Linked DNA regions of Homo sapiens: region 1 is linked to region 2. Evidence: read pairs that join two places in POLR2A ChIA-PET (ENCODE). Cell type or tissue: B cell. All regions are shown on one strand. Links, peaks and the distances in the headings refer to the core of each region. The heading gives the core; the rest is flanking DNA.

Region 1 (2,500 bases), core at 1-2,500, 270 kb after region 2:
CACTACACATGCTTTCATTTTCTTTTGCTCTAAAAACAGGCCAAAGCTCGAGATTGACTTTTGTTCTCAACGATGCCACTTACTACGGCATGACCTGTCACAGTCTGCTTTAACAGAAACTTCCTTCCTTGAGATAAATAAAGCCATGATGAGGCCTTCCCTAAGTGGAAGGTCCTTGATAAGTTTCATTTTCTTTTCTCTTTTGTAGAGATGGGGTTTCGCCAGACTGCCCAGGCTGGAACTCCTGGGCTCAAGCAATCTGCCCACCTCGGCCTCCCAAAATGCTAGGATTACAGGCGTGAGCCACTGTGCCTGGCCACAAAATTTTCAAGCTGGTTTTTTTTTTTTTTTTTTTTGAGACAGAGTCTCACGCCTGTAATCCCAGCACTTTGGGAGGCCGAGGCGGGTGGATCACCTGAGGTCAGGAGCTCAAGAACAGCCTGACCAATATGGTGTTTTTTTCTTTTTTAAAGAAGAACAATCAATCATATTGCCAGAAGAATCAATGACCCAGCCCTACTGCACGCCGAGTGGTTGCGACAGGCTTAGATATTGTTAGAGGTTTGCTTCTGCTGCCAAACCGTTTGCATTCTCCTGGGGACAGTGCTCTCCTGATGTGACTCTTATTCTGAATTTAGAGCAGAAGGTGGTGGCATATACCTGGTGAGACCCAGGGAGGGCAGGATCAGCACCATGAAGATCAAGAATATGTAGACTTTGGTCATCATGATCTGGTTTTCCCCCGACCTGCAGGAAGTCAAAGGTGAGCACTCGCAGTCCCCCAAATGCTCTATGTGCCCCCAGTGAGGCCCCTGCCATGTGCCCACTGCCTGAGCAGCTGGGGGGTTAGGGTGTGGACAAGGGAGCGGTCAGAGATATCCTTCTTAGGGGCAGGGCCTCGGGGCTCCCGGGCACTCACTTGGTCCAGTGAGACTCCAGCAGTGTAGAGTAGTAGACAATGGAGGGGAGCAGGGCCGAGAAGGACCAGAGCAGGAGGGTGGGGAAGAACTGGCTGATGATCGGGTTCTAGGAGAAAGGTCCACAGCAGAGAGAGTCACAGGGGCCGTGGGCCACGCGGCTCTGAGGCCATGACCTATTGGTATGGTCGCTCAGTGGACTCCCAGGGTAGGAGTTTGTCATCTCTGACCCCAGAACCAAAACTGTGCCAGGTACAGAGTTGGTAGTCCATAAATGTTGGCTGAATAATCAGTAACAGCACCTTATATTTGTACAGCTCCTCACAGCACAGCAAAGAAAGCAATTTCACATACGAGTAAACTCCACTTATCTGACTAACCAGATTAAATAACCTTCTCTGCTCCCTATACAAAACCAATGACTGATGCCATGGCAAGACTGAACACCGAAGGCCTGGAGTCCTGGCCGGCGGGGCGGGGGGGGGGGGGTGCCCTGCCTGCTCAGCTCCCACTGTCCAGCTGCAGCATATCAGGGCTCCACTGTGTGTGTCCACAATCCTGCTGTTTGTTACTGGGATTACATGAGCTGATTGACTTATTACTGTCACTGATTAGATGAACATAAAAATAGAGAGAAATTTTCTTTGAAAACTAAGTTGGCTACTTTGGAAAGACTTAATAAAAGTCAATTTCTAAAAAAAAAAACAAAACGCTGTTAATTAGATGAGAGTAAATTAACGATAAAAGATCAAGGGATATGCGATCTAGGAAGTTTCTATATTCAGAATGGCTCGGCAAATATCTAAATTCTTCCTTTACTTTAAAGAAACCAACACTGGAATCACAAAACAATGAAATAAGGGTGTGGTTGATGTAAAGTAGACAAAGGGGAGCTCTCATCAGCAGATCCATCTTCAAAAGAATAGGCCTGTCCTTCTATTAAAAGATTGGCAAAGGAATGCATATTTATAATACCTGCTTTAAATCTTAAGCAAAGCTGCTGAATTTATACTTAGGTAGTTTAAAACTATCTATGGAGTCAGATAAGAGCTTCAACCACACATCAGCTCATTGATTATCATGACAACAGCCTCACGCCCTGTATAATAGTGCAGGTGTTTTAACTCCAGTTCTTGGATGAAAAACTGAGGTTCAGAATTCATCAGATAGGGAATGGCAAAGTGAAGACAAGGAGGCCCACCTGCCCCGTGTGCTTTCCCAGGGAATGATTAACCAAATGCAAAGTGAAATTTAAAAAGAAAAATAATCTAGGGAGATGGTTTGGCAAAGCTAATCATGAGAAACCAATAGCTTTTTGAGTAGATGCCAGTTGAGTGAGTGTTTGGCTGTTATCTCATTGATTCATCTAAGATTTTTGAAAATCGTTCATTACCTATACAGAATAGTTTGTTTTTTTTTTTTTTTTTTTTTTTTGAGATGGAGTTTCGCTCTTGTCGCCCAGGCTGGAGTGCAGTGGTGCAATCTCGGCTTACTGCAACCTCCACCTCCCGGTTCAAGCGATTCTCCTGCCTCAGCCTCCTGACTATCTGGGATTATAAGCGCCCACCAACACGCCCAGCTAA
Region 2 (8,115 bases), core at 2,416-4,915:
CAGTGAGCCAAGATCGCGCCATTGCACTCCAGACTGGGCGACAGAGGAAGACCCTGTATCAAAAAAAAAAAAAAAAAAAAGAGAGAGAGAATTATTCAAGTTGAAAGAAAATGGTACCAGACACTCAAATAGTCTGTAAGAAATGAAGAGCATTAGGCTGGGCGCAGTGGCACATGCCTGTAATCCCAGCATTTTGGGAAGCAGAGGCGGGTGGATCACCTGAGGTCAGGAGTTCATGACCAGCCTAACATGGTGAAACCCTGTCTCTACTAAATACAAAAAAAGTTAGCCAGGCATGGTGGCGCATGCCTGTAATCTGAGCTACCTGGGAGGCTAAGTCAGGAGAATCACTTGTACCTGGGAGGTGGAGGTTGCAGTGAGCCCAGATTGCACCACTGCACTCCAGCCTGGGCAACAAGAGCAAACCTCCATCTCAAAAAAAAAAAAAGAAAAGAAAGAAAGAAAAGAAATGAAGAGCATCAAAAATGGTAAATGTAGGCCGGGCACAGTGGCTCGCACCTGTAATCCCAGCACTTTGGGAGGCCAAGGCAGGCAGATCACTTGAGGCCAGGGGTTCAAGACCAGCCTGGCAAACATGGTGAAACGCCATCTCCACTAAAAATACAAAAATTAGCCAGGTGTGGTGGTGCACACCTGTAATCCCAGCTATTTGGGAGGCTAAGACACAAGCACTGCTTGAACCCGGGAGATGGAGGTTGCAGTGAGCCAAGATTGTGCCACTGCACACAAGCCTGGGCGACAGAGCAAGACTCTGTTTCAAAAACAAAAAAGGTAAATACAGGATAAATATAAATTGGACTGTGTTCTTTTAAGGTAAAACTTGTAACGTTATCTTAAGAAGTTTCAAATTATGCAGATAGGATATATCAGACAAATACAGCAAAACAAACTGGGGGGAACAAACCTAGAGAGTTGCAAGGTTTCTACATTTTATGCAAAGTGCTACAACATTAACTCTAAGTAAATGGTAAAAGTGAAAGCAATAACTAACAGGAGAGAGAAAATGCAAAGAGGTATAGCAAAAAAGTCAGTAGAAAAATTAAAATAGAATTCTAAAGGTATTCAATTTATCCCCCAAAAAGGCAGAAAAGGAATAACAAAGGACTGAAAACAGAAGGGACAAACAGAATACAAATATTAAAATGGTAGACTGAAGTCCAACCTCTCCATAATTACATGAAATGTTAATGACTAAACACTCTCATTAAAAGGCAGACATTAGATAATAAAGAATCAATTACATGCTGCCCACAGAGATGCACTTTAAATATACAGAAAGCAGGTAGGTTCAAAGTAAATAAACATTGGTAAGCAACAAGATCTTCAAAGTAACATAAAAAAAGGAACAAAGTAAATAAAATATTATATGTCATGAAAACAGTACCCATATAGTAATATCAGAATTGACACATTAGTATCAGATAAAGTAGACTTTTAAGCAGAGGAATTTTTCAAAATTATAAAATGGTCAATTCATCAGAAACAAGTAACAATCCTGAATGTACAGCCACCTAATCACCATCTCTAAATACATAAAGCAAAAACTGACAGAATTAAAGGGAAAAATCTCAGCACTTTGAGAGGCTGAGGCAGGTGGATCATTTGAGGTCAGGAGTTCAAGACCATCCTGGCCAACATGGTGAAACCATATCTCTACTAAAAATACAAAAATTAGCCAGGCAGTAGTGGCGTGTGCCTATAATCCCAGCTACTCAGGAGGCTGAAGCAGGAGAATCGCTTGAGCCTGAGAGGCAGAGGTTGCAGCAAGCTGAGCTCATGCCACTGCACTCCCATCTGGGCGACGGAGTGATACCCTGTCTCAAAAAAAAAAAAAAAAAAAAAAAAAAAAAAAACAGAGAAAGAGAAAAAGACATTTTCACAGTATTAGTTGTAAATTTTAACACCCCCTTAAACTGATAAAACTAGACAACAGAAGTACACAAAAAAATTTGCAAGCACATAGAATAAATGAAGGTTATTAACCACTTTGACTCATTTGATATTTTAAAGACACTATACATAATAACTGCAGAATACACATTCTTTTCAAGTACATCTATAATCACCAAGATAGATGATATGCTGGGCCATAAAAAAAAATTGAATAAATTGCCCAGGTGCAGTGGCTCATGCCTATAATCCCAGCACTTTGGGAGGCCGAGGCAGGTGGATCACCTGAGGTCGGGAGTTCGAGACCAACCTGACCAACATGGAGAAATCCTGTCTCTACTAAAAAAATACAAAATTAGCCGGGCGTGGTGGTGTGCACCTGTAGTCCCAGCTACCCAGAAAGCTGAGGTGGGAGAATTGCTTGAGCCCAGGAGGCTGAGGCTGCAGTGAAGCATGTCTGTACCACTGCACTCCAGCCTAGGAGACAGAGTGAGACCCTGTGTAAAAAATAATAATAAATAAATAAGAAAAAAATCATGAGATGCAGCTAAAGCAGTGACGAATGGGAAATTTATAGTTGTGAATGCATATATGAGAAAAGAAAGGCCTAAAAGCAAAGACTTGAGCTTCGTTCTTAAGTTAGAAAAGAATGGGCATGGCGGCTCACGCCTGTAATCTCAGCATTTTGGGAGGCCAAGGTGGAAGAACTGTTTGAGCCCAGGAGCTTGAGACCAGCCTGGGCAACAAGGTCAGACTCTTAACTCTATAAAAAATTTTAAAAATTGGCCAGGCATGGCTGCGTGCACCCGTAGTCCCAGCTACTTGGGAAGATGAGGCTGGAGGATCAGCTGAGCCAAGGAACTCAAGGCTGAGGCATAAGAATCGTTTGAACCCGGAAGGCGGAGGCTGCAGTGAGCCGAGGTTGCACCACTGCACTCCAGCCTGGGAGACAAGCTCAAAAAAAAAAAAAAAAAGGAAGAAAAAGAGGAGAAGGAGGGGGAAGAAAAGAGGGGAGAGGAGGGGGAAGGAAAAGGGAAAAGTAGAGGGAAAAGGAAGAAAGAAATTGATATATGAAGCTCCTCACAAACAAAACTCCAGGCACATGGTTTCACTAGTGAATTGTGTCAAATAGCTCAGGAAAAAACAGCCCTGATATTATATAAACTCTCAAAAAAATAAAGAAGAAAACATTTCCAGCTTGATTCATGAGACCAGCGTGATCCCAACATGAAAGCCACACAAAGATATTACAAATAAAGAAAATCATATTATCCTTAAATAATACACAAAATTTCTTAACAAAATAGTATCAAAGTTGGCAATATTAAAATACTAACACATCATGACAAAGTAGGGTTTATTCCAGGAATGCAAGATTGGTTTAACATCTGAAAATCAAGGTAATTCACCGTAACAGAATAAAGGAGAAGAACAACGTAATGCAAAAGAGGCAGAAAAAGGCCGAGCATGGTGGCTCACCCGTTATCCCAGCACTGTGAGAAGCCAAGGCAGGCGAACCACTTGAGGGCAGGAGTTCGAGACCAGCCTGGCCAACATGGTGAAACCCTGTCTCTACTAAAAATACAAAAAGTAGCCAGGCGTGGTGGCACGTGCCTGTAGACCCAGCTACTCAGGAGGCTGACCATCTCAAAAAAAAAAGAGGTGGGGGTGGGGTTGGCTGGGGGACAGAAAAAGCAGGGATAAAATGCAACATCTGTCTTGACAAAAACTCTCAGAAAAGTAGGAAGAGAAGTGATTTCCCCTAATGTGATAAAGATCATATATTAAAATATCTAGAACATCATACTTAATTTTGAAATACTGAACTCCTTCCCCCTAAGGTCAGGTAGAAGGCAAGGATTAACCACTTCTATTCAACATTGTATTGGTGGTCCTAGCCTTTGCACTAAGGCAAAGAAAGAAAAGGAAAAAAAAGAAAGGACAGAAAGGGAAAATAGCCTCTACTTGCAGATGACGAATTGCTGCTTATGGAAAATCCTAAGGAATCTACAAAGCAGCAAATTAGTAAGTGAATTTAGCAAGGTCACAGGATTCAAGTTTAATTTAAAAAATCAGTTGCATTTTTTATATAGTAGCAACAACAAACCAGAAAAATAAAGTTTTAAAAACTGCATTTGCAATAGCACCCAAAAAAGAAAATCTTCATAATATCATGCGTAAAATCTTTATGCTGAAAACTAAAAAACACTGGTAAGAGAAATTTTAAAAAACTTAAACATATACAATGTTCATGGATTGGAAGCCTCAATATTGTTAAGATGTCAAGTCTCTCCTAAATTAATCTACAAGTTAAATGCAATCACAATGAAAATCCCATCAAGCCATTTTTGTAGAAATTGACAAACTAATTATAATATTCATATGGAAATTCAAAGAGCACAGAATATCCAAAACAACAACAAAAAAAGAATAATGATAGAAGACTAATAGTATCTGATTTCAAGATTACAAAGCTACAGCAATTAAGAGGGTATGGTAGTGGCCTCAAAAATAGACAAATATATCAATGAAACAGGACAGAGTCCAGAAATCAACACATATAAAGACAACTAATTTTTTAAAAAGACGTCAGTGGAGAAAAGATAATCTTTTCAATAAGTGGTGCTGGAACAACTGGATATGCATGCAGAAAAAAAATCTCAATGCATACCTCACACCATACAAAAAAATTATTCAAGATATATCGATTTAAACCTAAAAGCTAGACCCATAAACTTGGAGAAGGAAACCTAGGAGAAAAATCATCACAGGAAGGCAAAAGCTCTTCTCAATAATTACAGGGAAAAAAGGCAAATTAAAATTTTCTCCCATAAAAAGACACTTTTAAGAAAATGCATAGAGTATATAAATTTTTTCTCAATAAAGCTGTTACAGGAAGAAAGAGAGGGAGGAGGGGAAAAGGGAGAGAATGCATACATAGGCAAGGCACAGATGAAGAAAAAAATCTACGAAACATAAATCTGACATGAATCCAACATTTCTGAAACTCCAACAACCAATAAAACATTGGGCAAATAAGTTGAACAGATGTCACAAAACATGATATATAAATGCTCAGTAAATTTGTGTTAAATCATTAATCATCAGGGAAACGCCAGTTAAAATCACAATAAGATGCCACTACATAACCAGCAGGATGGCTAAAACATGGTTTAACCCTAACTCCCACACAGCAATGGTGAGAGTATAAAATGGTTCAACAAACTTTGAAAGAAAAGTTGGGGCCGGGCATAGTGGCTCACGCCTGTAATCCCAACACTTTGGGAGGCCAAGGTGGACGGATCACGAAGTCAGGAGATTGAGACCAGCCTGGCCAACACGGTGAAACGCCGTCTCGACTAAAAATACAAAAATTAGCTGGGCTTGGTGGCGCATGCCTGTAGTCCCAGCTACTCAGGAGGCTGAGGCAGAATCGCCTGAACATGGGAGGCGGAGGTTGCAGTGAGCCGAGGTCGTGCCACTGCACTCCAGCCTGGCAATAGAGCAAGTCTGTGTCAAAAAAAAAAAAAAAAAAAAAAAAGGAAAAAACTTGGCAGTTTCTTACAGAATTAAACAAACACCTACCCTCTGACAAGTCAATTTCAATGTTAGGTATTGCTCAAAACTGGAAACAGCCCAGGTATCCATCGACAAGACGATGAATAAATTGTGGTGTATTCACCCAAAGATTCATCAGAAAACAAGAAAAGCAAACAACTGATATACATGACATGATAAATTGCAAAAACATTATGCTGTGAAGAAAGCCTTACACAAGAGTATATATTTTACGGTTCCTAGATGAATTCTGGAACAGGAAAAAAAAGCTAATCTATAGTAGAAACAAAACAGTATGGGCAGCAGGGGAGGCAAAGCGAGGAGTGACATGGGAAGGAGCTTCAGGGAATTTTGCCATCACCCCCAGAACATTCTGTAATCTTGAAAGGAGTTTGAGTTACACGTTTGCATCTGTTAAAACTTTCCCAATAATCTGTGCATTCCGCTATATATATATCACAAAAGGAAAAAATATATATAAGCATTATTGAACCCTAGGTAACGATATAAATACTGACATACTTAGGCAATAGTGTGCTGACTACAACTTACTTTTTATTTAGAAATGCATCTAAATAAATAAATAAATTATAGTCAGCCCTCAGTATCCTCGGAGGAACTGGCTGCAGGACTCCCACAGATATTAAAATCTGCTAATACTCAAGTCCCTTACATAAAATGGTATAGTATTTACATATAACCTATACACATCCTCTGGTATACTTTAAATCTCTGGATTACTTATAATACCTAATACAATGTAAATAGTTGTTATACTGCATTGTATTTTTATGCGTATTATTGTTGCATTGTTTTTTAATATTTTTTATCTGTGGATATGAAACCCATAGGGGGCCAACTGTATACAGAGAAGGATGGAGAGACAGATGTGTGATAAAGCAAATATAGTAAAATGTTAATATTAATAGTAGGCTCTAGATTGTGGGTATACATATGTTAACAGAAAAATTCAACCATTCTGTATTCTTGAAATTTTTCATAATAAAATGTTGAAGGGAAAATTAAGCATGTGTGCACTCCCCGTGCAGCTTTTTCTAATAAAAGAACTAATTATGCACAGACTTCATTAGAGGGGAAAAGAATGTCATGTTTTATTTCTCCATATTCATTCAAGTAAGTATTCTAAGAATTTTAAATCAAATGGGTTGAGAAACAACATATAAATGATAATAAAATTTGGTAGATGCTGTGGTGACTAATTGCCTCCCCTCATCACTCAACACACACACACACACACACACACACACACACACACACACACACACACAGCACCAAGGTTTAAACACAGATTCCAAATTCACCATTTCAACTAATACCTGTTAAAAAGTGCCAAACAGGGGCCAGGCGTGGTGGCTCACGCCTATAATCCCAGCACTTTGGGAGACCGAATCACTTGAGGCCAGGAGTTCGACACCTGCTCAGCCAACATGGTGAGACGCTGTCTCAACTAAAAAATACAAAAATTACCCGGGCATGATGGCGCACACCTACTCAGGAGGCTGAGGCTCAAAAATCACTTGAGCCCGGGAGGTGGAGGTTCCAGTGAGCTGAGATCGCACCACTGCACTCTAGCCTGTCTCAAAAAAAAAGAAAAAAGAAAAAAGAAAAAAGGCAAATAGGTATTTACAGTCCATACTTCTCTCCTGAGCAACAAACTCACATAAACAGCTGCCTATTATGTGTTTCTACTTAGATATCATACATACCTCAAAATACAACCTATTTTTCTCCCCCCCATTCCCTTTCCCAGATGAAGGATACCAAAACCATACTGTCTGGCCCGAGCTAGAAACTGGAGTGCCCTAGATGACTCCTCTGCCAACATCCCTATGTCAGTCTCCAGCCCTGTCAATTCTACCACCCAAACATCTCTACTAACACCTCCTCCACTCTGTTCCACTGTGCCACTACATTAATGCATTCTTTCTTTCCTAGATTACAACAGCCTCCAAAACAGCCTTTCTACCGCCAGCCTCTCCACCTAGAAGCCCCATAATCTACTTCCTGAGCAAGAATAAGCATCTAAATATTACCTAGAAAATATAATATCCTACAATTTCTGCAAAGGAGAATCTAGTTAGGAATAGTTCAATTAGAATCTTTTATAAAATACATTTACTTTTCCATTGGCTTCATTGGTCTTATTTTCAGGTGAACTATTAAAGACAGCTTATTAATGCTATAACACTTTTTAAGTTAAGACCAGATGACAATGATGATTTTATTATAGAATTGTTGCTAAGCATATTTTGTGTTATCAGAATCATTGGCACATGGACTATACATTTTTTTCTCACACATTCTATACCTCAACAAAGCTTCAGGCCAGGCGCGGTGGCTCATGCCTGTAATCCCAGCCCTTTGGGAGGCCAAGGCAGGGGGATCATCTGAGGTCAGGAGTTCGAGACCAGTCTGGCTAACATGGTGAAACCCTGTCTTTACTAAAAATACAAAAATTAGAAGGGCGTGGTGGTGATGCCTGTAATCCCAGCTACTCAGGAGGCTGAGGCAGGAGAATCGCTTGAACCCCGGAGGTGGAGGTTGCAGTGAGCCGAGACTGCGCCATTGCACTCCAGCCTGGGCGACAAGAGCGAAACTACGTTTAAAAAAAAAAAAAAAACAGTC

What was found. ChIA-PET counts read pairs that join two places held together with the same protein. Peaks named below come from ENCODE experiments on the same cell type or tissue, not always from the same donor. Only the 100,000 strongest peaks of a DNase experiment are listed, where the experiment ranks them.
Region 1: POLR2A ChIA-PET joins it to region 2 with 5 read pairs; 2 of 35 experiments call an interaction of 5 or more read pairs at or near these places.

What each region holds. Positions count from the first base shown.
Region 1 is chr1:225,855,992-225,858,491 of GRCh38, forward strand. It overlaps TMEM63A (transmembrane protein 63A), which reads right to left. Exons shown (of 25, transcript NM_014698.3): 16 at 920-1,026; 17 at 661-747. Among named protein-coding and RNA genes, the nearest start is that of TMEM63A, 25 kb to the right of the region's middle. In B cell, for the core only: no CTCF peak of the experiment used is centred there; no DNase peak of the experiment used is centred there; H3K27ac peaks cover 1,189 bases.
Region 2 is chr1:225,583,374-225,591,488 of GRCh38, forward strand. The region is part of intron 1 of ENAH (ENAH actin regulator); the gene reads right to left. Among named protein-coding and RNA genes, the nearest start is that of ENAH, 66 kb to the right of the region's middle. In B cell, for the core only: no CTCF peak of the experiment used is centred there; no DNase peak of the experiment used is centred there.